Regions from separate parts of the Mus musculus genome. Here region 2 is linked to region 1. The links are chromatin loops, found by intact Hi-C in ENCODE. Cell type or tissue: gastrocnemius. All regions are shown on one strand. Each heading gives the region's core, and the rest is flanking DNA. Links, peaks and the distances in the headings are about the cores only. Region 1 overlaps 1700025G04Rik (RIKEN cDNA 1700025G04 gene). Region 2 overlaps 1700025G04Rik (RIKEN cDNA 1700025G04 gene).

The links. Hi-C counts contacts between places; a loop is a spot of excess contacts. Peaks named below come from ENCODE experiments on the same cell type or tissue, not always from the same donor. Only the 100,000 strongest peaks of a DNase experiment are listed, where the experiment ranks them.
Region 2: a loop joins it to region 1, with 2.2 times the contacts of the local background. A loop is called at or near these places in 2 of 42 quality-filtered maps.

Annotation. Positions count from the first base shown.
Region 1 is chr1:151,888,300-151,893,675 of GRCm38, reverse strand. 1700025G04Rik (RIKEN cDNA 1700025G04 gene) reads left to right here. Exons shown (of 6, transcript NM_197990.3): 6 at 244-5,376. The coding sequence ends at 282. Among named protein-coding and RNA genes, the nearest start is that of Edem3, 140 kb to the right of the region's middle. In gastrocnemius, for the core only: no CTCF peak of the experiment used is centred there; a DNase peak (open chromatin) is centred at 3,202; H3K4me3 peaks cover 681 bases; H3K27ac peaks cover 3,458 bases.
Region 2 is chr1:151,941,274-151,946,649 of GRCm38, reverse strand. The region is part of intron 3 of 1700025G04Rik (RIKEN cDNA 1700025G04 gene); the gene reads left to right. Among named protein-coding and RNA genes, the nearest start is that of 1700025G04Rik, 150 kb to the left of the region's middle. In gastrocnemius, for the core only: no CTCF peak of the experiment used is centred there; DNase peaks (open chromatin) are centred at 1,607 and 2,170; H3K27ac peaks cover 1,400 bases.

The DNA.
Region 1 (5,376 bases), core at 302-5,301:
TGGTCTATCACGCCTTGAATAAATAGAGCTTGAAAATCAGCCTGCATGTGCGCATGTACCGTGCGTGCATGCATGCGTGTGTTCCTGCGTGTGCAGCATCAGTCTAAACCCAGTGGTCACTGATGAAAACTCGAGTCTATTACAGAGCAGACGTAAGTTGGAAGCAAATGGACCAGCCTCGGCTATTCTTGACCCTGGTTTACGTTGTTTACCCATGTGACCTTTGCTTTTGTTTCTTCCCAGGGTCGGGATTACTGTTCTGAAGAAGAGGATATCACATAGCATCGGTTCTCAGTCGGACCAGGAGCTACTACTGTGTAAATAGGTTGCACCCCAGTTGAAACCTTTGCAAAGGTCGGTTCTCTTCACTGAACAGCACTATAGCGAACGAAGACTGTTCCATGTCCTATGCCCCATTAAATTACAGTGTTTCTTAATGAACCTGCAGAGGAATATTGCTAAACACAAACACACACACACAAGAACAAAAACAACAACAACAAAAAAAAAAACTGTTCTGGAACTTTCTTTGTTGCTGCTAGTTAAAACTTGTTGCAACTTTTCACTTCTCTCGTGTCCAAGTATGCAGCAAAATTCTGCAGTTCACTTTAAAGATGTTATTGGTTTCAGGATGCTCTCTAGCCTGTATCCTCGGCGATTGGGTAGAGGTGAACTCTGATACAGATGTCAGTTCTAGCCTGGTTCTGCTTTGATGTCAAGCATCCCCTCCCTTCTATTCTCCTTATCCATCTCTTTCGAGTGGTCCAGAGATGGCCTGAGCCTTGCTTCTCACTGGTAACGTGGGGCTTTGGACATGGGATGGTGGCCACGGTGAGCCTAGTTTCTCTGCTTGAAAGAGCCACAATTGATTGAAAGCCTGTTGTAACCTAACCTGACTCCCGGAAGTGACAAAGGAACAAGTGAGCAGTAGGTTGTTCCGCTTACTAGGACTCTTAGTGCAGGATTAAGCTTGTAGCATTGGCTTTTGCTCAGATGCAAATGGAAGTGTGACCACGTGACCACAATCATTTTCAACCCCTCCCTCCTCACTTTTTTTTCTAAGAAAATAAACATTTTGCTGTTTTTCTGTATCCTTGTCTTCTCCCATTCATCCAGTTCAGTTAAAGATGACCCTAGGTGTGGAAGCTAAGTCCTCCTTCACAGGGACACTGATGATTGGCCTAAATGGCTCCCCACCCTTCTGGAGACATCGAACATGGTTTGGAAGGGCTGTGAGTGGTCAGAGGAGATGAGGCGACAACCCCGTGACTTCTTAGGAGGGCTGGAAACCACTGTCAACCTTTCACTCTGTTAACTTATCAGAACACGCTGTTTTCTGAGTTCCCCCTTCGATGTGTTATGTGAGCCTTGCCCCTTCATTCGTTTCTGTTTCCAGCTCTGGTAGTGTGGGTTAAAAAAAAAAAAAAAAATGTCTGCCTACTAGAAAACATAGGACATCCACGCTGGTGATGTTACTTGGAGAAGTGAAAGCCAAAAGCCCCTGGTGGTGGGGAGTGTTGACTGTGTGTTCAGTAGAGTTTATTTTTCCATACTATATGAAGAGAATGATCTCTTCTCAAAGACAGAAGTAATATTTTTAACAAATATTGTCACAAGTAAATAGCAATCAAAAGGAGAAAAAATAACTTTTGTATTTTTTTAATCGTGTTTGATAGCTTTGATGAGGGTTCTCTTTGTTACTTTCAGGGGAGGGCACCCTATTAAATGCCACGCCAGCAGTCCTGGATTGAGCTTGTCCTACACACACACACACACACACACACACACACACACACACACACACACGAATGCTGTGTTTTTCTCAGAGGGTTGTGAATTTCAAGGGTCTCACGATCAGCCACACTGCCTGCCACCTTGGAAGATGGAATAGTTACAAGAGAGACAGTTAAGATGCTCCCAATTGTCTGGAAATTGTCTGCCACACAGACTAAAACAGGAAGCTAAATTCGTTCTTGCCGAAATGAGCCTTGGCTTTCAAAGCTGTCCGCAGATTCTTCATCTCCTGTCAGACCCAAGGCAGCAAAAGCGAGGGGGAAAATGCAGTGGAGTTCTATAGAAAATGGACTCGGGTGTTTAGCAACAAAATGCCATAATTCTTGCATCCAGCAGCAGCTATTTTGGGGAGCAGCTGTGGTCGTTATATAAACAGAGTTTCAGCCCAAAGCTTAGGCTTTTTATCCAGCTTCAAGCAGAAAATACGGGGAGAGTCGAGCAGTCTGGGGTTTTAAGTTCCCTCCCTTCGTGTGTTTTTTCGGCCAAAGGACAAAAATAGTTTTCCTCAACTGTAAATGAACTGCTAAACCCCACCTCAGCCCTGTTCACTGGAGACTTTGTTCACTGTTCTCTGGATGGCCTATTCCGGAATCTCATGTTCTTATCAAGCAAGAATGAAGTGAATGTTAACGTCTTCCGTTTGACTCCTCTACTTGGTGTCTAAGACAGTGTCTTTCCAGAAGACCAGCTCCCTGTACCCGAAGATGAGACACCCATGTCCTTTCCCTCGGTCACAGGTAGCACCTTGGATGTCACTCATGTCTCTCGGGAACCTCACTTTTGAGTGTTAATGAGCCCCTAAGTGCTGTTTAGGAAACAGCGGTTTTCCACCATTCTCTCGCCCATGTTCCTCTCGGATACTTTGCTGTAAAACGAAGTGATTCTATCTTCAGACGCACGTTTGGTCGCCTCTAGAAATAGGTCCAAGAAATGGGATGGATGACTGGGTTGGCATGAAATGCCTGACTGTGTTAGCAACACTCAAAACTGTCTGTTTTCCATTTGTTGGTTTGAATCATAAAATTGTCAAGTGATTTGTGTTTGTACTTTATTTTTCTATACCTTCTGGAAGGATCTAAATTAAAAATATATGCCCCTCCCCCATGTCAGAACATTAAGCAGACTGTCTCAGGTATAATGAAAAGAATCGTCCAGTAGAGATAGTGGAACATCTTGCTAGTTGTCCTGTCTGTAGGACTCGAGAGTTGGGAGGAGGGAGGAAGGCAGGGAAATGGCCTGGTAAAACCAGGAAACAAATGTTGAAGAATGGACAGAGGTTATTTGGAGAGCTTTTAGTGTGGCTGTGTGCTATGGCAGTTGGTCTAGCGGCCAGTGGGCGGAGTGGGCCTGCTGGAGAGATGTGTAGCTGGGTTACGCACGGCTCGCCTTCCCCACGTTGTAGAGTTGTAAAGGTTCAGCAGTATGTGCGCGGCTTTCTTTTGCTTGGCAGCGATTCAGGACCACAGAGTGCTGCTCTCATAATTGAGTACGTGTTTCTTACTGGCAGACAAGCTCAAAAGAGGCTTTTACCTCGACCAGGCCTCCTAGCCCCAGGCTTAAGCAGAAGCATAGAGTGACATTATGGTCTATTTAGGAACAAAGAAGTTTCAAAGTCCAGTGATGAGAAAACTAGGTCAGCCCCCAGAAACAGCCACACAGTGGCTGGTCTCTCCCTGTCTGCTGTGCCTAGCATCTGAAGCTGGCCTTTGATGACTCAAGTAAGAAATACATGGCCCAGGAATAGCCTTGGTTCTCAGCTCCCAGGCGCCTGCCTGTTCCTCCACTATAGAGCCGCTCTGTGTCCTGGGTGTACCAGAGAGACAACTGCCCAGCCGGGTGTGGTAAGCTTCACACTTGACCCAGTTGATGGCCTCCGACCTTAAGTTATAACTTCGTCCTCCACCCAACCTCACATCCATGTTTCCTCCTCTTCCAGCAGAAGTCCTATAACCCTGCTGAAACAGATTACACCTCCCCTGAGCTGTCCCTCAGTCACCTACAGTGCAGTTTGGCATAGTGAGAAGTCCTGTTTAGATGCTGGGTGAGAATTTAAAAGTTGCCCCATCTCTACTAGTCCTGAGAAAAGAAACTTCATTAAATATGTTTGTTTTATAGTAAGAGAAAAGATCACCTTCTTAATGGAGGAAAAGACAAAAGACATTTGAAAGACAAAGTGATTGGTATCAGAATTCGCTCCCTTAAGCTTCTCTCAAAAACAAGGGATGGGGCAGCATCATGTTGTACTCTAATTTTACATGAACACTGCCTTTCTGGCTCTTTCCACCAGAAAGCTATCTCTGGGCTATATTTCTTTCTACCTTTTTAGAAATCAGTCCTTTTGTTAAGTTGTTTATAACTCCAATAGAAAAATAAGGCATGGTCGGTGGGTAGGGATGATGTATTTAAAAGGCATAATGAAATAGTAGCTGGAAGCAGGGCCTTCAAGACATCATGGGTGGATTGGCAGACCCCAAGGTGCCCCTGCAAAGCTATGTGAGCCCTCTACAGATGCTCTGGGATAAACTGGTGGAATGCCTTGAATGAGGTCCGTGGATCTCCTTTTTGCAGATAAGTGGATGATTCTAATATCTATGGGGAAGGCACCTTGATATCTGTCCACAGTCACCTTTTCTATTATATCTCGGGGGGGGGGGGGATGAAACAACCCTCACAAGTCTGTGGGAGAATACCTGCCCCTATGACAAAGCCTGGGGCCGTTAGTGATGCTGAGGTTTCCATCGTAGCTGAGATCTGAGTTTATCTTGAGTGGGAAGAGGAAAAGCAGCTCTAATCGTTGTTATTTATGTTCAGTCTGTGGCTAGTGTTGCCGATGACATGCTGTCCTTATTCCGTGTGTCCCTCAAAACAGTCCCTTCACCCCCGAGTTCTAAGAAGTGTGTCTTACAGTTGAATCCATCTGTCCAACGAAAACACATGTGTTGAAAGAGGAAACATCATTAGAGTATATTTCTATTAGTATTATTACTACACACCTTGCAACACTGTGAAAAAAAAAAAACAAGCCTTGAAGGGGCATCCACCTTCTACAGTCTCTCTTTGGCTCCGTTACCAGCTTACTATCTTCATGGGGACTCTTAGCTGGCCCTCCCTAATCCTATAAACTGCACAAGAACCTGAAGAAGCCACTGGTGACAGAAGACTTTGGGGCTCAGAGGGAGAAGGCTTGTGGGAGAGGGTTGTCACATCCTTTCAGCTTTTGAGAAAAGAGGCAACTTATTCCACCTTTTGGGTGCTGTGGATCCCCCGGCTCCCCTCAGTCCCCTAAGCTTGTTTCTTCAGAGGCTTTTCTTCGGTAGGCTAAACGCAGAGAGATCTGAAAGGCTGAGGAGATAATGCCTGGACCAGTGACCTGGATGGAGATCCTTTCTGGTAGGCTACAGTTGAGTGTTTCTTTTTGATCGAGAGTCTGAATTTTCCAGGCTAGTTTTAAGTACCAGACCTAGATATGACTCTCAAGATCTTAAACGTTTTCAGAAGTCATGTGGTAACCTAGAGAGGGTCACTGTAGTCCAAGGATGGGCCAGCAGCTCAGGAACTCCACAGAGTTCATCTCCTGGCTTC
Region 2 (5,376 bases), core at 231-5,230, 53 kb before region 1:
ACTAGAGCCTGTGCTTCTGTAGAACGTGGTGTGATGCAGGAATGAGCTCGTGGCCTCATCACAGTTACGGCCTGAAGGAGAATTCCTGAAATAAAAGCTCTGTCTCCAACAGCTGGGTAAAACTTCAGTGTCGGTAGAGATACTGGACCGTTACAATTACGATTACAGTTTACCTTGGACCATCTTTAGCTCTCTCAAGAGCCGTTCCTTGTCGACATCTTGTCAGAGTTAGTGTCCTGGTAAACAGATAAAACCCTTGTAATGTATTAACTTAACAAAACCCCGTTCTCCCACCAGCCACGGGGCTGAGTACTGCTGGATAGCGTCTGAGCTCTATGGCTGAGATTTCTCCTGCTGACAAGCCACCGCTCAATGTTCCTACCAGTGGATTTACTTTTATTTCATTTTATTTCTTAATTATTTTTGAGACAGGGTCTCTCTATGTAGTCCTGGCTGTCCTGGAACTTGCTATGTAGACTTAAGTTGGCCTTGAACTCAGAACTGCTCCTGCCTCTTTCTCCCAAGTACTGGGATGAAAGGTGTGTGTCGGCACCCTCGACAGCTTTTTAGAAATGCCTTGATTCATAGCCTTTGTTGGTACACTTTTTCACCTGCTTTTTTGGGTTCTTCTACCTCTACCTCTGCTTCCAACCTTTATTCCGCCTCACCCCTTCCAACCCCCAACACTAGGTAGGCGAGAAAGGGTTAGAGGTAAAAGGGGTATAGACCTCTTTCAGCAAACAAAATAGGCTACTTCCTGCTGATTAGGGGCATTGGGTTCCTTGGGGCAAGCTCAGTCTTCCTTGTCAGGACCTCTACCACAGCAACAGCAACCAGGAGCAGCCAGGGTGGAGTGAGGGGGTGGGGCTCTGTCATTTTTACACTCTCCAGAGTCCCCAGAATTAAACTACCTGCAGCTGGCAAAGACTATTCCCCTCCTAGAGCACAAGACAACCGTAGTTAGTGGCTGTGGACAAACTGATGAAGCCCCATATCCCACACCTGAGATTAAAACAAAAACATACTCACATAATACAAGTGGGTTTTTAAAGAAACCAAAATTCTCACTGCAAGCTTCCTTTGTTCTGTTACCATAACAACTTCCATGTTGGAGCAGTGGAACCTGGGATAACCTAAGTCCTTGTTCCCAGGCCATGGTCACTCAGATTTGCTTCCAAAATAAACTAGCTCTATTCTTCTTTGGGTTGAGAGCTGGCATTGGCAGGCCAGTGTGCACACGTGTGCGTGCACATAAATAAGCCTGTACACACACAAGCATGTGCAAACGCACCTGCTAGCTTCCTGCTCAGCCCTCCAAGGCTCCTAAATTAGTTCTTTTTTTTTTTTTTTTTTTTTTTTTTTAGTAAAATCTCACTTTCTTGTTTTACCCTCAATTCAGAGGGTAACATTGAGAAAAGTGGGTGCCGTGGGTTGTTGCGGGAGGCTTGACCCAACTCAGAAGTCTGAGTAAGAAAAGCTTCCTTCCAACACGGAGGCATTCTGTGTTAGCTGAACTGCCTCTGGCAGGAAAAATAATTTTCGTCTTGCAGCTGAGCAACTGGAGCCCCATGCAAATCAGCACTGTGTAGAGCAGCGCTCTGGCCTTCCATGCTGGCTGGATACAGCGCACCCCCGGGGTGAACTCTGTAGACCGGGGTGGACTCCTGCTAAGAACAGATAAAGCTTTGCTGTCCCCTTTGGCTTTGTTCCCTTGTGTACTCTTCTAGATCTGTAAGAAGTATTATCCTAATCAGTAATTGCCTCTTCTCTTCCCCAGGGCTCTTGCCCTCCATATCCCAAACACACACACACACACACACACACACACACACACACACACACGCACACGCACACACACACATTTTTATAGTGTTCATGGTATCACCTCTCACTTTGGAGTGTTGGCCAAATACACTGCAGAAGTAAATGCTACCTGAAGTGGGGTGGGGTAGGGGAGTCAGTAGCAGTGATCCAGTGGAGGCTCCCACTTGAGAACAGTGCCCCCCAGGCCTGCTCACAACTGCATGCTCCTGATAGGTTAACACTATATCAAGCAGCTCTCTCCTGCTTCAGCAACCAGGAGAGCCCAGAGTCTCTGTGGCAAAGGAACCTTTGTTCCAGAAGGCTAATTTCTGGGTCTGGGCAGGAGAGATCCCAGGGACAGCCCCTCCTGTTTATAGACACACTCGGGAAGAAGGCTCTGCTTCAGGACAGGGCCCCTGGCATGGTTGGCCATCGTTTTCTCAGGTTTGTATGGCCATGGAATGATTTCAGCCAGAAATCCTTAAAGCTGCGCTACATTTTATTTTGGAATAGTTCAAGGTTTTGGAGGAAAATACACAAAGAAAACCGGGCTTGGGTTTATAGGTAGTGGGAAGGTGATCCCTACAGCATGTGGGCCCTGTGCCATCAGGCTAGGGGAAGAACGTATGCCACACTCGCTTCTTAACTGCCTGAGCCTCATTGTTACAGAAGGTCGTTATAATTTTAGAAAGGAAAAGATGAATGGAAGGCTGTCTTAGCTTGAAGAATCTATTTCTATTTTTTGTCCAACTGAATCACTCTGTGATAAAAGCAGCCCTGGGCATCACAAGACTTACTAACCTTTATGTCATTTCCCCTCCCACTCTATTCCCGAAATGGCTCCCCCCCTCTTTTTTGGGTTTTTATCTCGCTCTAAACAATATGTAGCTTCTCCCCACTGGCTGGGGTTCGCAGACTTGGGAATTATCTCTGATTTGTTTGCCTGTGCATCAGCTGCCCTCTCCTCCTCTGCCCTCACCCTCAGATTGGAAACCACAGTGTACACAGTGAACCCTCCTGACTCATGAATATCAATGAGGGGAGCGTGAATTAATCATTATTGTTCTTAAAGTGTTGGGTTGGTCTGAGAAACCCAGTTCCAACTGTTCCCTTCATGACTTCATTTCGATTTTAAAAGTATTCAGATTATTTTGGTGTTTTTTTGGGTATGTTTTAATTTTTTGCTTTAACTTGAAGTAGCCTGGCCTCACTACCTCAGGCTAGGTAGGACCTTGCTTTCTAGATCAGATGACTGATTGGACACACCTGTTCAGATGTGGGGACCTGAAGGGACCTCACGAGAATGCAGCTGTCCTCAGGCTTCCTTGAGATGAGCCCTTTGTTTAATATTAATGCAGGCAGGCATCTGCTTACAAAGCCTCATGCGCACCCTGCTTTATCTGCTCGGCCTTGCGATGATAAGAGGAAAGGGGGCAGCTGTTCCCGTGTCCACAGCCAGCCTTCCAAGGGCAGGGTTCCTCTGCTCCATTTCCTCTTTTCTCCTTAACTCCTTTCGCATTAATTCATTAGCAGCTGTTAGAGTGGCCGCAGCTATGGCTCCCACCAGCTCCCTCTCAGCTCCTCCATCCTCACACTCACCCATGAGAAGGCTTCACTAAGTCTGCTCCAAGTGTATAAAAGTCACCGGTGTGCATCAGTAAGTAACCCAGCGATTCCTGTGGCCCCTGTCTGTGTGAGTCACAACCATTAATTGTACCCACAAGGCTTTCAGAACTTGGCCTCGGCAAACTGTGCATCTCTTTTGTTTCTTAGAGTAATCATTCCTAGGACTTTGGTTTTTAAATACCCAACTTTTATAACAGGCTCCAGAGTCAAGATATGCATAAACCGTTCAGTTATGAAGAAAAATTATTAAGAAATCTTTAAGAATAAATTAAGATAGTTGAGTACAACTGACTGCCCTTCTCCAGCCTCTCCAATACAGGATCCAGTGACTTGCCAATATTTCTCTCATGAGAAGAGGGATCTCCTGTGTCACCAGACTCTCCATGCAGCTGACTGCACATCTCGAGTCAAATCCTTAGTATGGACTGAGGCTCTATTTCTTCCTCCTAAGTAGGGTTGGCAATAGCTTATCATTACTTACTCAGAGTAGTCGCCAGTGTTAAATCAGCTAATGTGTGATATAGTATACCAAAGCCTTTGGACTATGTATGACAAGAGTGGAGTGCTTGATAGCTGCTAGGAAATTCCTCAGAGCATAAGAGGCTAGGGCTGAGTTGGACCTGTCATACTCTATGATATGACAGTAGCCACACTGCAAACATGAAAATTGAGCAGGTTACTTACCGTTGTCTGAGTTTTGAGTTACCCTTCCCATAAAACATGGGTAAAGATTGTGCCCTCCGTGAGCATTTGGTAGAAAAGGTGGTCAGTAAGATGTCCAGTCATTTGGACTAGCAAGCATTTATGTAAGATGCCTGCTAGGCAGGTAGGCGTGGGGCAGTTGTGATTAGTCACATTTTGCTCTTGATACAGTAGAAAAGACGAAAGCAGAAAGGTCTACTTGCTTTGCTTTGACGTTCATCACAGCTCTGCTCTCCACACACGACATCCTTAGTGTGTTATTTTGGGAGTTATTTCAGATTTGGGATTTCTAGGGCCAACGGAAGGGCACAGTGCACTTTGGGGAAGCCTGGAGAGACGATGTTTCACACTAACCTTGTAGAATAAAGAAGATGGCTTGTATAACTAAAGTGATAGCAAACATTTCTGTGTCAATGACCCAGGAGGAAAAGAAAAAAAAAAAAAAAAGAAGAAGAAGAAGGGAGAAAAGAGATGGGGAGGAGGAGGAAGAGGAGGAGGGAGAGGAGGAATAAGCATATCAGAATTATTTCAAATAAATTCCTGCATTTTTCAGTGTTTCACTTGGATATAACTTCCCTTCCCATTCCTGAGAATCCAATGGACCCAAAGAATCCTAGTCTTTGCTGCAGATGACGAAGGTGGAGGATGGGGGTGAAGGCTCAGGGCAGGGACACTGCATCCTTACAGCCTGTGGCCCCAGACACTCTTAGCAGAAAGTTCCCACTCTCCAGATGCCCCCATGGTACCAGCGCGGTCTCCAGCTCAGCAGCTCCAGAGAACCACCACAGAATGAATCCTTTTCCTCGCCTTGAGGGATCCTTTGATCATGGATAGAGGAGCTGGTGACTAAGGGCAGCTCCGAAGTTGCCTGTTTTAAAGAATAGATGGAAATTATTTTTCATTAGTGCTCTCCGGTAGTCTGTTTGTAAATGTCAACCTCTGACATGCTCACTGGCCTTGTGAGAACACTCTTTTTTTCCCTTACTTCGGCTAAGCAACCATTTTCTAAGCACTCATATTTCCATTGCTCCTTGTGAACACTCTTGCTAAGTAGAGGTCCACTTCCATCCTTTCTAGAAATCTCTGATTTCACTGGAAGTCACTTTGACAGAGACACCTGTCAGGTTTAGACTAAATTGGGAGACTAAGGAGATAACTTGTGGATAAACGCGCTTGCCAGGTAACCACGAGATCCTGAGTTCAAATCTCCAGAACCCACGTAAAAGCTGGACGTGCAAAGAGGAG